2 separate regions of the Homo sapiens genome follow, and region 2 is linked to region 1. The links are chromatin loops, found by intact Hi-C in ENCODE. Cell type or tissue: PC-3. All regions are shown on one strand. Links, peaks and the distances in the headings refer to the core of each region. The heading gives the core; the rest is flanking DNA.

Region 1 (8,346 bases), core at 269-8,268:
GTGGATGGCGCAACAGGGGTGTTGTAGAGAAGATTCCTGAAGTAGACAGATATTGCATTGGATAATCACAAAGGCTCTTCTTACTTAATCAAACATGGTGGACTAAAGATAACAAAATAAGATGCAAATAATCTACAAAAGCAACCTATTGAGTACATTTATACTCAAAGCTAAATCAGATGACTAAATATGACTATCTTCCTTTTTGCAAGTCTACTTAGAAGCAAACCTGAGACTTTTCCTTCCCCACCCCCACACGTCACTACTCCACTTCCCCTACCCTAATAGTCCAAAGTAATGCGTGAACATGCACTTCAAAAATTAGTAATATATTTTCAGCAAAAGGTAAAGGGTATGTGAGATAGAATTGTGCTGTAAACACCAGAAAACCCCCAAATAACAGGAGTTTTGATAGAATAATTATTTGTCATATAACAAAATCCAAAGGTACGTATTTGGGGACTGGTATGAAAACTCCATGGTGATTTCAAGGGTACAGATGTCTACTTTTCCTTTTCACCATCCTCAGTATGTGGTTTTCCCCTCTTGGTCCAAGATGACTGCTGGAGCTCCTGCCTACTCCAGGATGGCAGGAAGAAGGAAGGAAAGAAAAAGGCACACCTCTCCACTTTTAAGTAGCTTTGCTAGAACTCTCACAAAACACTTGTATTACATCTCATCAGACTATAAATTCAAAGAAGACCAGGAAATGTAGCTATTATCTGGACAACACTGGCCCAGCTAAAACTCAGATTTCTGTTCCTACTGGAGAAGAAAAGACTAGATATTGGGAGGTAACTGGAAGTTTCTCCTGAGCAGGATTTAGGTATTATACAAAACAACACGTTACTCTCTTGATATCTGTTTCCCTCAATATTTTAAAGCAAATCTACTTAAAGCAGAGACCAAGTTTTTATAGTGAATGGTAAGGGGGAAGTTTTGAGTGGAATTTTACCATGAAAAATGATACTAAAATTGTGAAAGCATATTTTATTTTATATTTAATGTAATTTAGGTTATAATATCCATTATTTATTAGGGTTTTTTTGCCAAGAATGAGTTAAGTGCTGATTATTTAATTTAATGACATTGAAATGAGAATATAATATGATTTAATAATAGGACATTCTTTGTTTCTTTTTGTCTTTGGCTACGTGATCATGGGGAGGATATTTGAAAATGTGCATCACTTTTACTAAGAGCTTCTCTTAGGCCTTTGGTATCCACATCATTCTCTTAAATACCTGATCCTAGCATCAAAATTCCAGATGTTTCACTTCAAAATTTTCACTGGTCTACTTCTGCCAGACCCTCATTTGTCAGGGACATTCAGTGTGATATGATTAATTTTCTGATAGCACTTTAATTAACTTCATGAAATCTTGTACCATGTGCAAGATTTGCAACCTCAATTTGCAATCAAGTTCACTACCAGATATTTACACTTTACTATCTAGTAGAGACTCATCTAGAAATATTATGACAGATGTATAGAAATAGCTACTACTTTTTAAGAGGGAAGGATGTTTGAATGGGTACTAATAAGTGGGCAATTCATTAGTAAATATTTTTGCATTAGGAAGACGCTTGTTTCCATATAAAACCTTTTAAGTACAGGATTTTAGATAACAAAGTTTCAGATAATGAGGACTTTCTAATTTATTCATTTTTACCCTATATGTTATATTTCAGTTAGGAAGTTAGAAAAATAAATAAAAATGGGATATGTGTACCGAGCACCTACCCTATATCAGGTGCTATGTTAGAAGCATTTCGCATGCTATTTCTTTTAATCCCCCCATCAGGTCTATAGAATAAGGTCTTAGTTTTCATTTATAAACAGAAAACCTGGACGATCCAAGTAATTTACAAGTAAAGTCAGCATTGTAGAGCTCTCATTTAAGTCCAAGACTGACTCCAACTCCTGTGTTCTTTACTCTAGAAATATGTTATGTTTCAAGGTTTTGATCAATGTGTGTATACAGAGTGTCATCATTAATGGAAAGGAAAGGCAGGATAGAATGCTTCTTCCCAGTTAGCTTAACATAAATCAGGCTTGAAACTTCCGGGAAGGCAGAAGGCTTTTACATCTTTATGTGTTTCTCAGCACCTAGGCATATAAATTAGGATGCTTTCAGCTGCAAGTAATTGAAACTCAACTCAATTGACTTGTGGGCCAGTGATTATCAAAGTATGAACCCTGGACCAGCAACATCAGCATCACCTGAGACCCTGTTAGAAATGCAAATTCTCCACTTCTACCCTGGATCTACTGAATCAGAAACTCTGGTGGTGTAGCCCAGTGATCTGTGGTTTAACAGCCCTCCAGGTGATTCTGATGAATGCTAAACTTTGAAAACCAGTGTTTCAGACAATAAGGAAATTCACTAATTCACTTTCTCACTAAGCAGGAAGTACAAAGGGTATTTCTGGGTACAGCAGGATCAGGGCCAAGTTCTGTTCCCCATATCTCTCTTACTTCTGTTCTTCTCCACACGTTCACTTTTCCTTGGACTGACTCTGCTTGTAGTCCCACACCCAGAAGCAGAAAATGAGCCATCTCTTTATCTTTTTCAAAGATTGGAGATACCTTTCCCAGAAATCCTCCCAACAGCCTTGCCCTCATGTTTCAAAGGCCAGAATCCTGTTACCTGACCAGGTCTTCAGCCAGTTACTGGCAAGTTAGATAAGACTGATGTGATTAGCTGACACCAGTCGAGACCTACCCTCTGCCATATGGCGATACCCAGGAGGAAGCACACCTGAATAAAAACAGTATTCTTGTTGGAAGAAGAAAGCAGAGAAAGGAGGTGGTATTGGGGTATAGGTATTGCAAAGGCTACTAGCAGTGCCAGCTGTAAACATGAACATGGCGGATCCATGCTGCAGCAAATTCTTTGACCCACAAGGACTTCAACTTGAAGTCTGTAAATTTGTTTCGATAATCTTATCATTCTCACTTGTTAGCCTTTTAAAATTTCAGGTCAAAGGCAGCCTAAAGATCACCACATTTTAAAGTTTTGGCGATTATTGTCTGACATTTAAAGCCAGCTAGACATAATAATATATTAAACAGTTTTTAGTAGCATCATTTAGAAGATCTGTTTCATCTATTTTAGTGAAACGTTCTATCTTTTCATACCAGAGCTCTAAGATAATTATAATTAAAAGGACACAAAACTATGACTAAAAATATGTATTTTCCTTTTACGGTCTTTGTGCTTCTTCAAATGACAGGTGCTTCTTAAGAAAGGAAATTCTATTCATTGCTATCTTTGCTATCTTTTCTCTAGCAAAAAAATAAACTTTAATGACTTTTTAAAAGAGAAAATCTGAAATGATGAACAGATTGCTTTGATCACTGCTTTGCTGAACAACTCAGACAGTTGTCTGGAGACAGGTAGGAATACAGCAAATATTTAATTTTTGCTTGATTCACACATGAAGGTATTAGGAAGATTAGTAATTACCAAATCCTCTACTAGTCAGACATAGATGCCACATAACTCCGCAATTGTTTAGCTGTAATATGAACTGATCTCGGCAGAGGTAGTAAACCGTAGTTCATAGCCATAACTGCTTGAAAAATATTCATGCAGCCTGCATTTCATTGTTGTTCTGTATCACAGGACTCCTCAGCCTTCCCACTTCTTGAGTCTTTCAATTACGTGCTTGCCTCATTTATATTGTACATCTGATCAAATACCAAAGAATGTGGATTAGTCACATTCCTACATAAATTTAAACATTATGTAACAAGTGTCCCAGCAGTTTGAGAATGAACTTGAACGTGGCAATCGGGAAGTGCCCTAGGCTGGAATATAGACACTCTCTCTGGCTTCCAACCCTATCTCTGCCACCCATCTGCCCAATAATTTGGGGTAATTCACTTTACATGTCTAGGCCTTAGATTTCGGTGTCCAAAATTAGGAGATTGGTATTTGTCTCTAAATTCCCTGCCAAATCTACTGTCCTGATCACAGAAAGATCAGAGGAGAGGCGGCTCAGCATAGTGTGAAAAATCCTTAGATTCACATCTCAGGTCAGCTAATTATTAACTGTGTGACCTTGGGCAAATTATTTAAAATATCTGAGACTGTTTTCTCATGGGTAGAATAGAGATAATATCAACCTCCCTCTCAGGTTGTTATGAGACTTGGAGAAAAATATACTGGAAGTAGCTAGCATTGTTAATGTTAGCGTTGTTACTACAATAATTTAAATGGAGAGGAAGAACTCCACCTTATTTTTTTTTCCATACTCTTCACTACTAAAGTTTCTGGGACAAGGGGAAGGAAAAAAAGTGGTAAAAGGTTGTGTCAATATCTCATGTCTCCACTTTTCTGTCACCCGTTTATTCATTGACTCCCTTACTGCCAAGATGACAGTTGACGACAGACATTTTTCTACTCTGCACAAACTTAACGTGCTTCAGAATCCTCTGCAGGGCTTCTTAAAACACAGATTGCTGGTCCCCAGTCCCGGAGCTTCTGCTGCAGTAGGTCTGAGAGCCTGGATCTCCTACATACCTACGGGAGCTGCCGCTGGTGGTCTGAGGACCACATTAGGTTGATGAGTAGAATTTCTTTGAGAAGTTTATAAAAGAATACAAGTTTCTAGACCTACTCTTGGAGGTTATGATTCAGTAAGGCTGGCTGGCTCCTAGGAATCTCTATTTTTAAAGCTCCCCAGGTGATCCTCACGTTTAGCAGGTTTGGGAACAGCGACTCTATTTCTAATTCCAGTGGTGAATGTGTTCCCAAAACCTCCTGGTGGTTTTGTTGATGCAGCAATTTCCTCTTGTAATTCTTAATCCTTCTGGGTCTCTCCTTCAATTCCATTTTCAAATACCATCATTCAGAGTCACCTCAACTTTTCTTTCTTTCTAGATTAATGTGATTTCTTCCTGTTTTTGATCCCTGCTATTAGCAGAAGCTGGAAGTCCTAATGCCTTATAATACTGTGTTTCTGCCTCTCAAGACATTTATCTTTCTATATCTTTTATTTGTGTTGTTCATTCCCCCTCACCTCAGCTCTTCTCCCCAACACCACTAATAAGGTCCTTCAGGGCAAAGACTGGATTCTATTCAAAGAATGCCCTAGTACAGAGACTTGTAAATAGTAGGTGATCAAAACAAAGATGTTGAAACTAAATTTGATCACACAAGAAAGCCAGTTATCACCATCTCCACCATCACTGTCATAGACCTATGTCTTTTCTCAAATGTTTTGGTAGTAATAGCTAACACTTATTAAGCTAACTTTATGGACTTTCTGCATGCGAGGCACTATTCCAAGCACTTAACCTATATCAACTGGTGTAATTCATGTAATTAGCTCAAGGCATCTTGCAATCAAGTCATTTTTCCCCCTTAAACAACTGCTGTAAGCTCAGAGCAGCCCCAACCATTTCCAGCAGGTAGGCAAAAATGAAGAGACCAGATGAGGAAAAGACAGAAGTCATAGCCGGACAGAGAACTACATCCCTGCTCTGTGAGTCAGAAAACCCTAACCTCTGCAGTGCTGGCTCTGCAGCCCTTAATATAGTCCCTCAACACCGTTTGAAATGATCATGCTGTTCTTGTGATGGTGAATACATCTCATGAGAGCCAATGATTTTATAAAGGGGAGTTCCCCTGTACATTCCCTGTCTTGCCTGCTGCCATGTAAGATTTGCTGTTGCTTCTTTGCCTTCCACCACGATTTTGAGGCCTCCCCAGCCATGTGGAATTGTAAGTCCATAAAACCTCTTTCCTTTGTAAATTACCCAGTCTTAGGTATGTCCTTATTAGCATAGTGAGAACAGACTAATACAAATGCTTTTGGACACCCATGGTTTAGGGAGCATTCCGTTGGTGGGGATCAGAGGTGCTATATACCTTGCAATGGGCAGACAATCCTGTATGATGAAGAATTGTCCTGCCTCAAGTGAATTTTCTAAAGTCAAGACTATTTCAATTTGAGAAGCTAGGCATTCTGGTAAGTGAAGAACTTGTTTTTGATAATCCAAGCGTAGATCCTTACTTGGTTTAACATATAAACAGCAAGTCGTTTTGCATGATTGTAACATGCACTGAATTTTCCAGATGAAAATTCCCACGTAAATTGAAAGAATACAGAATTTAGTTTTGTTCAGAACTTTTCCAAAGATTATTTGTCATTTTGTAATTTACATCATTGATGCTTCTTGTGGTATCTGAGTCACAAATGTAACACATCTGTTTCAATTTTTGTTTGTAACTAGTATTCACAGTGATTTATGAACTTGTTTATATATAAACACAAATATTCATATCTACACATATCTATGCATCTACATACATGCATAAATACACACATATATGTATATTACCCTTATTTTAAGCATGTAAAAAATTTAGAGTGATACTAGTTGAATATTATCTTAATTTCAAACTTTACAAATTTTAAGTATATATAAGCATTTGACTACTTTATTATTCTCTTTAGTGTAGTTGTACCTACATATATACATATTGAAACACATATTATTTGATTATAGATCACCTTACTCTTCACTGTCTTTGTAGTACACTTAAAGCATTATATGGGTGTTTTCGAAATTATGCTTGTAGATAAACTATTTTATCTATGAAGGAAATTTCAGAATAGTGAAAGGGCCAACACAAAATATATACTCTCTAGAGGGAGAGCTGGGACTGAGAATGTTGAGAACTACTACACTAAAGAAATGTGAGTAACTGCTATTTGTCCTTGGTTTTGCACAGGAGATTGACTGAAAATTAGTCAGGGAGAGATGGCTCTTTGCTCTTTATGATGTCAAGGCCATTATATTAAGCATCTCCCTACTTCCTTCTTTTGTCCTCTAGTGTGTGTCCATTAGTTATGGTTTGCTAGGGTAATCTATGGACAGATCATAGACAGTTTTCTGAAAGATACGTCAGCAATGGACATGAGAGCTACTCCTAAAAACAATGACCATTGGTACAACTGGACACTTAATTTGATATCCACATGTGCATTTGTGCCTGAGGGCTTAATGACAATGCCGCAGTGTCTTTCCTCAGCATCTCTGCTAAGTGCCAATTACAGCATTTATTTCTAATGTGGTTATATCCTGGGTTGTGTTTAAAATATTATTCTACTTTTAACCACTTACTGAGAAAGCTTTTTCCCTCAAATGTGTCAAAAACTATGTTGAAATGTGTCTGAACATTTGAGGAGAGCAGAGAGGATTTAAGCAAAAGTTGAGAACAAGACTCATTTCCCCAACCTTACCCCATGGATGAGGCACTTCTACAAACAATAACTTGTTCACTGTTAACAGTCACTTTATGAGCTGTGTAGCATCACCTCTATTTACACTTGAGGAAACAGAAATAAAAAGTAAAAGCACTTTTAGAGCTCACAGATATATGCAAAATTTGGGAATTGAACCCACATCATCTGATTCCAAAGTCAATGCTCTCTGCAATATATTCCCCCACTTTCTGTCCCCAGTCTATACAAATCTGTTTGTTTATCCAAATAGTCTTTGAGACCCTGTTGTTGGCAGGACACTGCAAAGGATATGACTTTGACTTTGCCTTTTGAGAAGCTCACAGAATGATAGTGTAGGCTGACAAATAATAAGAGAATATTAGGAACAAGAGTACCACAGAGCCACAAAGGAATTTGTAGTGGGCTGTCAGCAAAGATGGTCACTATCAATTTATTCTTCCCTATCTGGGCATGGCACACCTTCCATCAAGATGTCATATCCATTTCCCCTCTCTTTGAATCTAGGCTGCCCATGTGACTTGTTTTGGCCCATAGGATGGCATGGAAGTGCCATCATGTCAGTTCAGTACCTAGTTCTTAAGAGACCTAAGAACTTCCAGTTTTACTCTGTTGGAGCCTTGAGCTACTCTGAAAAGAAGTTGAACTACCCTTCTAGAAAGTGAGACTTTGCCATCCTCCAAAGATCCCAGCCTCTCCAGCTGAGGCACCAGACATGGGATCAAGATATCTTGGATCCTCCAACCCCAGTGGAGTCACCCCCACCTATTACCTCGCAGAGCAGAGATAAGCCAACCCTGCTGAGCCCTGCTTAAATTCCTGTCACACAGACTAATGAGCAAGAAAATGTTTTTCCTTTAAGCCATCAACTTGGGGATGGCTATTGTATGATAATAAACATCAGAGATTTTTAAAAACACCATGGGAATACCTGTAGGAAAGAGAGACTTTTTGGAGTAATCTGAGAGATATTAAAAAAATAATTAGAATTTGAGTTGAACCTTAAAGACATGAGTGGGCCCTGAGCAAAAAGTTTCCATAATGCCGCCTCTACCCCTACTGAGAGCACCTGTCCTATCTTAGAAGCAA
Region 2 (8,346 bases), core at 248-8,247, 120 kb after region 1:
ATTACTCTAGATAGCACCAGAAAGAAAAATCACTGCCAATTATATGATGCCACTGTGAGCTATGTCCAGATTTCAGCGATGTTAAAATGTGAAGGTGAAGAATTTGTGTCTTAGAATCAATGGCCTACTCTACACTTCACATAGCCCACACTCAGGCTGTGCATCTACTGCCTGGAGTGGTGAGGATGGCTTCATGGCACAGGGGACCTGGTTCTCTTTCAGAGTAGATAAACTCCTCGACTGGACTGGCAGGCCCTCCTCAGAGGGAAGAGGGCTCAATTTGACTGTCTTTTGCATGCCTTGATGCCTTGTCTTGTGCACAGTAGGTACTCAAGAAGTATTTCTTGGTTGAATAAATACATAACTAAAGCTTGAGAAACAATGTATAGCCAGCAGAAGGTAAAAATGACCATGGGCCTGCAGAATGGTACAAGTACAAATTCTGATGAGGGTTTGTGTGGCTACACTGGGGAAGTGGGGAGATGAGATGGACGGAACTTTGAGCCAGAACCAATAGCTCTGGTTTTTCAAGGTCTCTTCCTTCCTACAGCTGGCTGCTGTTTTAATATCACCTCGTCTTTGCTGTTCAGGCCTTTACGTTGATGTTCTTTTTTTTTTTGAGACAGAGTCTCGCTCTGTCACCCTGGCTGGAGTACAGTGACGCGATCTTGGCTCACTGCCAGTTCCGCCTCCCGGGTTCATGCTATTCTCCTGCCTCAGCCTCCCAAGTAGCTGGGACTACAAGCGCCCGCCGTCACGCCTGGCTAATTTTTTTTTTTTTTGTATTTTTAGTAGAGATGGGGTTTTACCATGTTAGCCAGGATGGTCTCGACCTCCTAACCTCATGATCCACCCGCCTCGGCCTCCCAAAGTGCTGGGATTACAGGCGTGAGCCACCATGCCCAGCCTACTTTGATGTTCTTATCCAAGCCTAGCTCCATAGTACTAGTTGATTCTGCCATCTTAGAAAATTATTCACACTCAATTTGCATATTGATTTAGATTTGTTTGTTTGGGAACATCACCCATTAATTTCAAGTATAACTCATACAGAGAAAATTCAGGCATCAGCAAGAGGCAGGTAGAGGACAGTAGTATTTTTCAGAAGTTGAAACATTCAGCCTAAAAGGACAGTATCTCTTCTGCTTATACAGATCTGATTGCCCTAGGAAGTAAAAGCCTGTGACAGTTCAAATCTATATGACTTGGCAATTCAACTTTCTATGGATGCTCACTAAGATACGTGCCTGAAATGGCAAAATGAGTCTAAATAAAGAAAAGAAACTAAGACTTAGTTCTCTATGCATATTCCCCATTAAACACAAGATCTGCACATTTAGACAATCATTACCATTTCTCTTGCTTTCCTTTTCTCCTTTTCATCCTCCATTCACCTAACAAGTATCTGTCTCTTTGCCACTTGTGAAGAGCTGTGTTAAGTTCCCTAAAAGATATAATTTTCTGATGGGTCAGAAAATGCTCACAAAGAAGTCTGCACATTAATAGTGAAAGTATGTTTTATTCACAGATAAGTAAAACACAAGGTAGAGGAAGCATAAATACTACCAGAGAAAGACAGGCGATATAAAATCAGAGTTTAGAGCCTGGAGAGATGACATCAGCTGGGGGATCAGGAAGGGCTTCAGAGAGGAGGTGTCATTCCACCTGCGCCTTGAAGGACGGAGAGGATGTGGACCTATGAGAATGAGAGCAAAAACCTAGCAGAGCAGAGGCATGCTTGGGCACAAGAACTCCTGTCATTTCTTTCTCCATGGGCTGTCTATTGTTTAGAAACAGGATGCTATTGCTGGTGTTAGAGCCCTGGCCAATGAAAAAACCAGCAACTTGAGCTGACCAGTGCGATGTGTCATAAATCATACCATCATCAGGCCAAAGTCAGGAAAATACCATAGGATTTCATGCCTATCAAGTGTGAAATTTTAGAGGCAAGTCATGAAAGCCTAAGCCTGGTGTAGAACAGAGCATCTGAAATCCACGACAGGTAACTAAGATGAAAAGCAACAGCACAATGTCACTTTTCAAAACTCAAGGGACTGCCAGCTTCTTGCTTACCATGGACATGGATACCATTTGGTTGAAAAGAAGAGTTTGTTTCTGGCTGATAGGACTTCAGGTGTGAACCTGATGGCTGCTGGGTATAGGGAGGCTGTGTTCTTTGCAGTATTGAAGAAGGAGCTGGAACTCTCCGGGGGCTGATGTGGTGAGGAGATGGAGCAGAAGGTGCAAACCTGAGAAAACAATTATAAAAGGAAACATGAGGGACATAAAACAGCAGGAACAAAGACAAACTCTCCAAAGCCAAATTCTCACCTCCCATTCTGGCTATACAAGAGCGTGACAACAAGCCTTTTAAAAAAAAATCTTTCAGGATTTTTCTCTACCCTCTCTCCCTCCCCACTGCCATTTAACCACTGAGTTCTCAACTGAGATACAGAGGGAATAAACAAGTACAATAAAGGGAAAACCTACTCACAGTTTGGGTTTCTCAAGATTTCTAAGCTGCATTTCAAATACACTATGTTTGGTGAAATTCAAAGTACATCTTTTGCCAAGCCCTTTTTCTGCTAATTTTTAAAATCTATTTGCATTTAAGGGGAAATTTGATCCGTATGTTTCTGAATCATTTACACTTAGCTCACAAACATTTTGTTTGTTTTGTAAGATATATCTGAGGTCCAAGAAGTGTTGTTACAAGTCTTTATTATGAGCCTCTCTAATCCTATTCTCTTTGAACAATGCATTTGCTTTTGCCAAGAATGAATTAACTTAAACCTCGAAGGTCAAGTATGGCTTGAAACCCACAACCCACGAAATCTGCGTGGGCTCCGTGCTTGGCAAAGAGTGTTCCTGAGGGTATGATAGGAAGATGATGTAGGAGTCACATGCGCCAATCACAGTAAGACTATTGGTGGTTTCTGGGGTGGGGGACATGTTGATGTTTAAATAAGGAGATGTTGTCAAGAAACCTGGGATATGAAATGGATGATTGTACATTGATCTTCCAATTGTGAAGGAAAATTGGAAAGACCTGACTCACTATGTTTAAAATGACAGTTTATGCTTTCTAACATTGAAGGCAAGATGTAATTGTTAGAACAATGTTACAGTTTGGCAATGTCTATCAAATATCAAAATGATCCTCCAGGTGCCAGTTCAGTAGGGGACTGACAGAATATAGGGGAGAAAGGAGCAGGAAGTCTGTCAATGCAGTAAAATGAAGCAGCAAATGAATTGTTTAGTTTCCTCAAAAAGTCCCAGTAAGCTGAAAACTTTTAATCAGCTGTTCCTTACACTGTGTAGAAAGACAGGCTTTGTTTTGCAGTAACACGTATAGGTCACCATCTGCTTACATTGCTTATTTCACAGGAACAAATTGCTTTAACTTTGCTGGGCTTTTGTGGAGGGCCATAGATGATAAAAAGGGAAGATGAACTAGTCAAGCTTATAAAGTGATTGGAAACATTCTGAACCAGAATATTTAATAAGGCAGAGTTTCTATGTTTGTACTGTAGCAGTAAGAAAGCATGGGACAAAAATCTCATGTTCTTTTTGCTTTTCCCATGTGAGGTGTGATGAGACTATAGAAGAAAGTGAATGTAAGAACCAAGAAAGTAGGAGTAGGACTCGCTAACCTCTAGGGAAAAGAAGTCAAGGCGAGGAGCTTAAACAAACCAGCTGGGTTGGGATGCCTGTTTAATTGATCATTTACATCTTCATTCTGCTGAAAGAGAATAGTAAGTGACTGCACCGTGCTGAGTAAATACACATTTTCTGAGCATATCATCTTAACTGGTATTACCCTGAAAAGATCTGCTGAATAGCTTGAGAGAAAACACAGCAAACAAATCCTGGCACTGCCCTGAGAACATCTAGTAAAACTCATTTGCCAGGATTCCTCATATGAAGGCTATTTTCTGGGGGAACGTGTTTTTAACGTGTCTTACAAGTTGCTCTGAGGTTGTGGGAGAGCGATGAGCAATTGTGAGATCATAGACTTTAGGGGCAGAAGGAATCCAGGTTAACACCTAATCCCAAATCCCCTGGTCCTTAAAGATCCCCAGAGATGGAGGCGGGAAGGATCTGAATTGCAAGGCAACCTATGGTACTATTTAACAGTCATTGCTGGTGTCCCAGTTTTGTTTTCTGGGGCAAAGGAGCAAGATCCTTTGATCGGCTCCCCAATTCTGTTTCCTAGGTTGTAAATCAAAGATGCAACTTGCTCTAGATGGTTTTCCAGTCCCTTCTTCTGGAATATCTGCTATCCTCTTTCTGTTGAGGACTGATGGGACACAGAGATGTGTGAATGGGCAAGTCAGCAAGTAGATCTATATCTAGATCCTATATATATATGATTCTATATAATTATATGCTGATTAAAATCATTCTTATGTACTCATCCATGGAAGTTCCAAACCAGGGCCATGCTCTCTTGACTACCAAATATTACCCAGTATAATAATATCATTGAATAAAGAAAAAAATATGATAGGTACAAACCATGGTTTTAGCACTGCTATCTCAAGGACATGAAGGAATAAAATATCATGGCTTCAACTGACTCAAGATTTTGCTTTTTCCTAATTCAGGCTGAATTTTCCTCTATGTTAGTCAAATAAATGAATTTATACAATATAAAGTTAATATAATTTCAAAACATAGTATGACACCCCATATAAAGTATTAATAGAAATTTAAATATAAACTATTCTAAGTAAAATACACATTTAAAGTAGGCTTTGATTTGAAAAGGAAAGAAATAGTACAAAAATGTTAACTTTTATACATGTAGAGAAATAAAATATGACAAGAAGTGATCACAATTATCCAGACAATTGCTAGGAACAAGGAAGTAGATAGGAAGCCACCACTAAAAAGTCCAGCATAAGAAGTAAGTGTATATATAGGATTGATTTTCAAGTACGGCAGATAGAATCCATTTTGTTACTGTGTAAAAACACCACATAGTACCATACTTAAAATCTTTCAAAATGTATTAATTGAAATTTAATATTTATAAAGTTAGTTACTTGTTAACCAGCTCATAGTAGAGTAGAAATAGTAAACTAAAATCAGGGGTGAGAGGACAGGAGAGGCATGGAGAAGATGAAGAGAGAGTCTTCCTGTTTGAGGTAAGGTCCCTGGGAATGTCAAAACACAGTAATGGACAACTCTTCTCTCAGCAAGAGAGATGCCAGGAGAGTGACTCAACAAGCTAACAAGTAGTCTGAGGTTATTTATTTGGTGCAAAAGCAAACAAACAAACAGAAAACACACATACTTAGATGCTCACTAAGCAAAAATAAACTGTTTTCACTATTGTTGGAGGCAGGATGGGGAACTCAGAACCCCATTTTCTAAGTGTCTGCACCTACTTTCCAACCCTGTTTCTTCGAAACACACACACACACACACACACACACACACACACACACACACACACACACATCAAAATGAATATGTTCTGAATATTCTGTCCCCAAAAGTTAACTGAGACTTTATTTTAAATCAAATGAAGGTAAATTAAATTTTTTTGATGCTAAAATAAACAAAACATTGTAATGCCGAGGATAAATTATAGTTATTTGCCATTTTCCCTCTTATGGAGTATCTTATTCCCCAATTATGTCAGATCAAGATGACATCACTCCCATTCATCTTCAGTTACAGCGTGTCCAAGAGCCAGAAGAGACACCTTCTGACATCTTTTCTAGGTCCAACCCTGTTCTCTAGCTGCTGATCTGCAGTTGACACTTCAGAGATTTCACTGGACATGGCTTATTAGTCTCTTCTTTAGCCTTTTATACTTCTTTGAAACAATAGATGATTGCTCTGTTAAATAGGCACATAACAGACTAGAAAAAAAAATTACTGCTTACCAGAAACAGATCGCACAAAAGCTAACCAGATAACTGAGTCAAACACTTCCACTCATTTGGTAGAGGAGTTTGTATAACCCTACCATGAGCAATGGCATGCAAAAGAAAAAAAGAAAGGGAAGGGGAACAGATTTTAAAACCTCATAAAAAATCCTCTGGGGGGCCAAGCGTGGTGGCTCACGCCTGTAATCCCAGCACTTTGGGAGGCCGAGGCGGGTGGATCACGACGTCAGGAGATTGAGACCATCCTGGCTAACACGGTGAAAGTCTGTCTCTACTAAAGATACAAAATATTAGCCGGGTGTAGTGGTGGGTGCCTGTAGTCACAGCTACTCAGGAGGCTGAGGCAGGAGAATGGCGTGAATCCGGGAGGCGGAGCTTGCAATGAGCTGAGATAGTGACACTGCACTCCAGCCTGGGTGACAGAGCAAGACTCTGTCAAAAAAAAAAAAAAAAAAAAAAAAAAAAAAACCTCTGGGGGATGAGGAAACATTTAAAACATTTCTGCAAATATGTATCTCCACCTATCTTAAAGAATGTCTGATTATTTGGGGGTATTTACTTGGCCACTCTCCTTCCCTTCTATGCCCTTCTCCATTGCTTGCTCAGCCCCAACCCCCTGTTATCATTGAACTCCCCAGCCATGCAGTGGGGTGGCCCAACAGCATTCAAACTTAGATTGTTTCTCATATCAGTAGCTCCCAACTGAGACACGTAGACCCTGAGACACTGAGAACTGCTTAGGTTCATGTGCAGAAAAAGTGGGAATGGCAGGAGAAGCAGATGGGCAAAGGAGAAGACAGACAGGCCAGAAGTCACACCCACCTGGGCTTGGATGCTGGGTCTGTCTGTTACTAGCTGGGTAAACAAGTAAATTCCCCACCTTTTCCCAGGATCAATTTCAAGCATAAAATAAAGGTTATCTCAACTTTCACTGAAGGTTCTAAAGTCCATGGTGACATTTATTCATTCAAGGGGTCTTTGTTGAGCACTAAATGTGTGGCATTGTTCTAAGCACTAGGGATAGAGCAACAAAAGACACATATCTCTGTCTTTGTGGAACGTATATTTTAGTAAGGGGAGACAGGCAGTGAAGAAATTTAGTAAGCAATGTATCTACTGGGCTAGAGGAAATGAATGCTATGGAGAAAAACATGGAGACAGCAAAGGGCGGGGTGGATTAGGAATAATTTTAAATTGAGAAGTCAGGAATATCAAAGTACTTAATACAATGAAAGTCTGATGCCTTCCGGGTGATCAACACATGTTTATGGAATGATCGATTGAATGTACATTTAAGGCATCCCTGACATTAACATGTATCCCTGTGTTCGAGAGCTGTGTAAGACTGTGGTCCCAGCAATGTATTAGAACGTCTATAGAGTTCTTAGAAAATCTTAAGACTCCTTCCTTCTTTGACTATTCAGATATAAACACTAAGGCTCAACAGAAAGTGAGGCATTTTTTATATTATTGGAGGGAATGTAAATTAGTTACACAATTGTAGAAGCCGTGTGGTGATTCCTCAAAGACCTAGAACCAGAAATACCATTTGACCCAGAAATCCCATTATGTACCCAAATCCCATTACTTTGGGTATATAATTCCATTATATACCCAAATGAATATAAATCATATAAAGATACATGCATGTGTACGTTCATTGCAGCACTATTCACAATAGCAAAAACAGGGAATCAATCCAAATGCCCATCAAGATAGACCGGATAAAGAAAATGTGGTACATATACACCATGAAATACTATGCACCCATAAAAAGGAATGAGATCATGTAATTTGCAGGGACATGGATGGAGCTGGAAGCCATTATCCTCAGCAAACTAATGCAGGAACATAAAACCAAACACTGAATGTTCTCACTTATAAGTGGGAGCTGAACAATGAGAACACATGGACACAGGGAGGGGAACAGCACACACTGGGGCCTGTTAGTGGGTGCAGGGGAGGGAGAGCATCAGGAAAAATAGCTAATGCATGCGGGGCTTAATACTTAGGTGATGGGTTGATAGGCACAGCAAACCGCCATGGCACATGTTTACTTCTGTAACAAACCGGCACATCCTGCAAATGTATCCCAGAACTTAAACTTAACTTAAATTAAATTTAAAAAAGAAAGTGAAGCATTTACTCATGTGGCTGATTTTCTAGTTCTAGAAGTAGTTAATGTTGGTCTTGTGTATAGGTCTCATATCTTGGTGCTGGGTTTTCCAGTGGAGTATCCTGAGTCCACAAATTCATACAATTATAGAATGTTTTAGTTGGAAAGGGCACTGGAGCACCATCTTATTTGGATGAAAAAAACAAATGCCCAACGAGGTAAAATAATTTGCTTAAAGTCACAAAGGTAAGAAGGACTTCTCTAGCGGAGATGGAAAGCAATCATGAGTGGTGGGGTGAGGGGGGAATGAAGAAGATTCCTGAGGGCATC

What was found. Hi-C counts contacts between places; a loop is a spot of excess contacts. Peaks named below come from ENCODE experiments on the same cell type or tissue, not always from the same donor. Only the 100,000 strongest peaks of a DNase experiment are listed, where the experiment ranks them.
Region 2: a loop joins it to region 1, with 3 times the contacts of the local background. A loop is called at or near these places in 6 of 110 quality-filtered maps.

The regions. Positions count from the first base shown.
Region 1 is chr9:3,737,194-3,745,539 of GRCh38, forward strand. No RefSeq gene overlaps it. Among named protein-coding and RNA genes, the nearest start is that of RFX3-DT, 73 kb to the left of the region's middle. In PC-3, for the core only: no CTCF peak of the experiment used is centred there; a DNase peak (open chromatin) is centred at 3,728; H3K4me3 peaks cover 788 bases; H3K27ac peaks cover 3,499 bases.
Region 2 is chr9:3,853,936-3,862,281 of GRCh38, forward strand. GLIS3 (GLIS family zinc finger 3) reads right to left here. Exons shown (of 11, transcript NM_001042413.2): 9 at 2,074-2,249. Among named protein-coding and RNA genes, the nearest start is that of GLIS3-AS1, 41 kb to the right of the region's middle. In PC-3, for the core only: no CTCF peak of the experiment used is centred there; DNase peaks (open chromatin) are centred at 3,966 and 5,206; H3K27ac peaks cover 5,310 bases.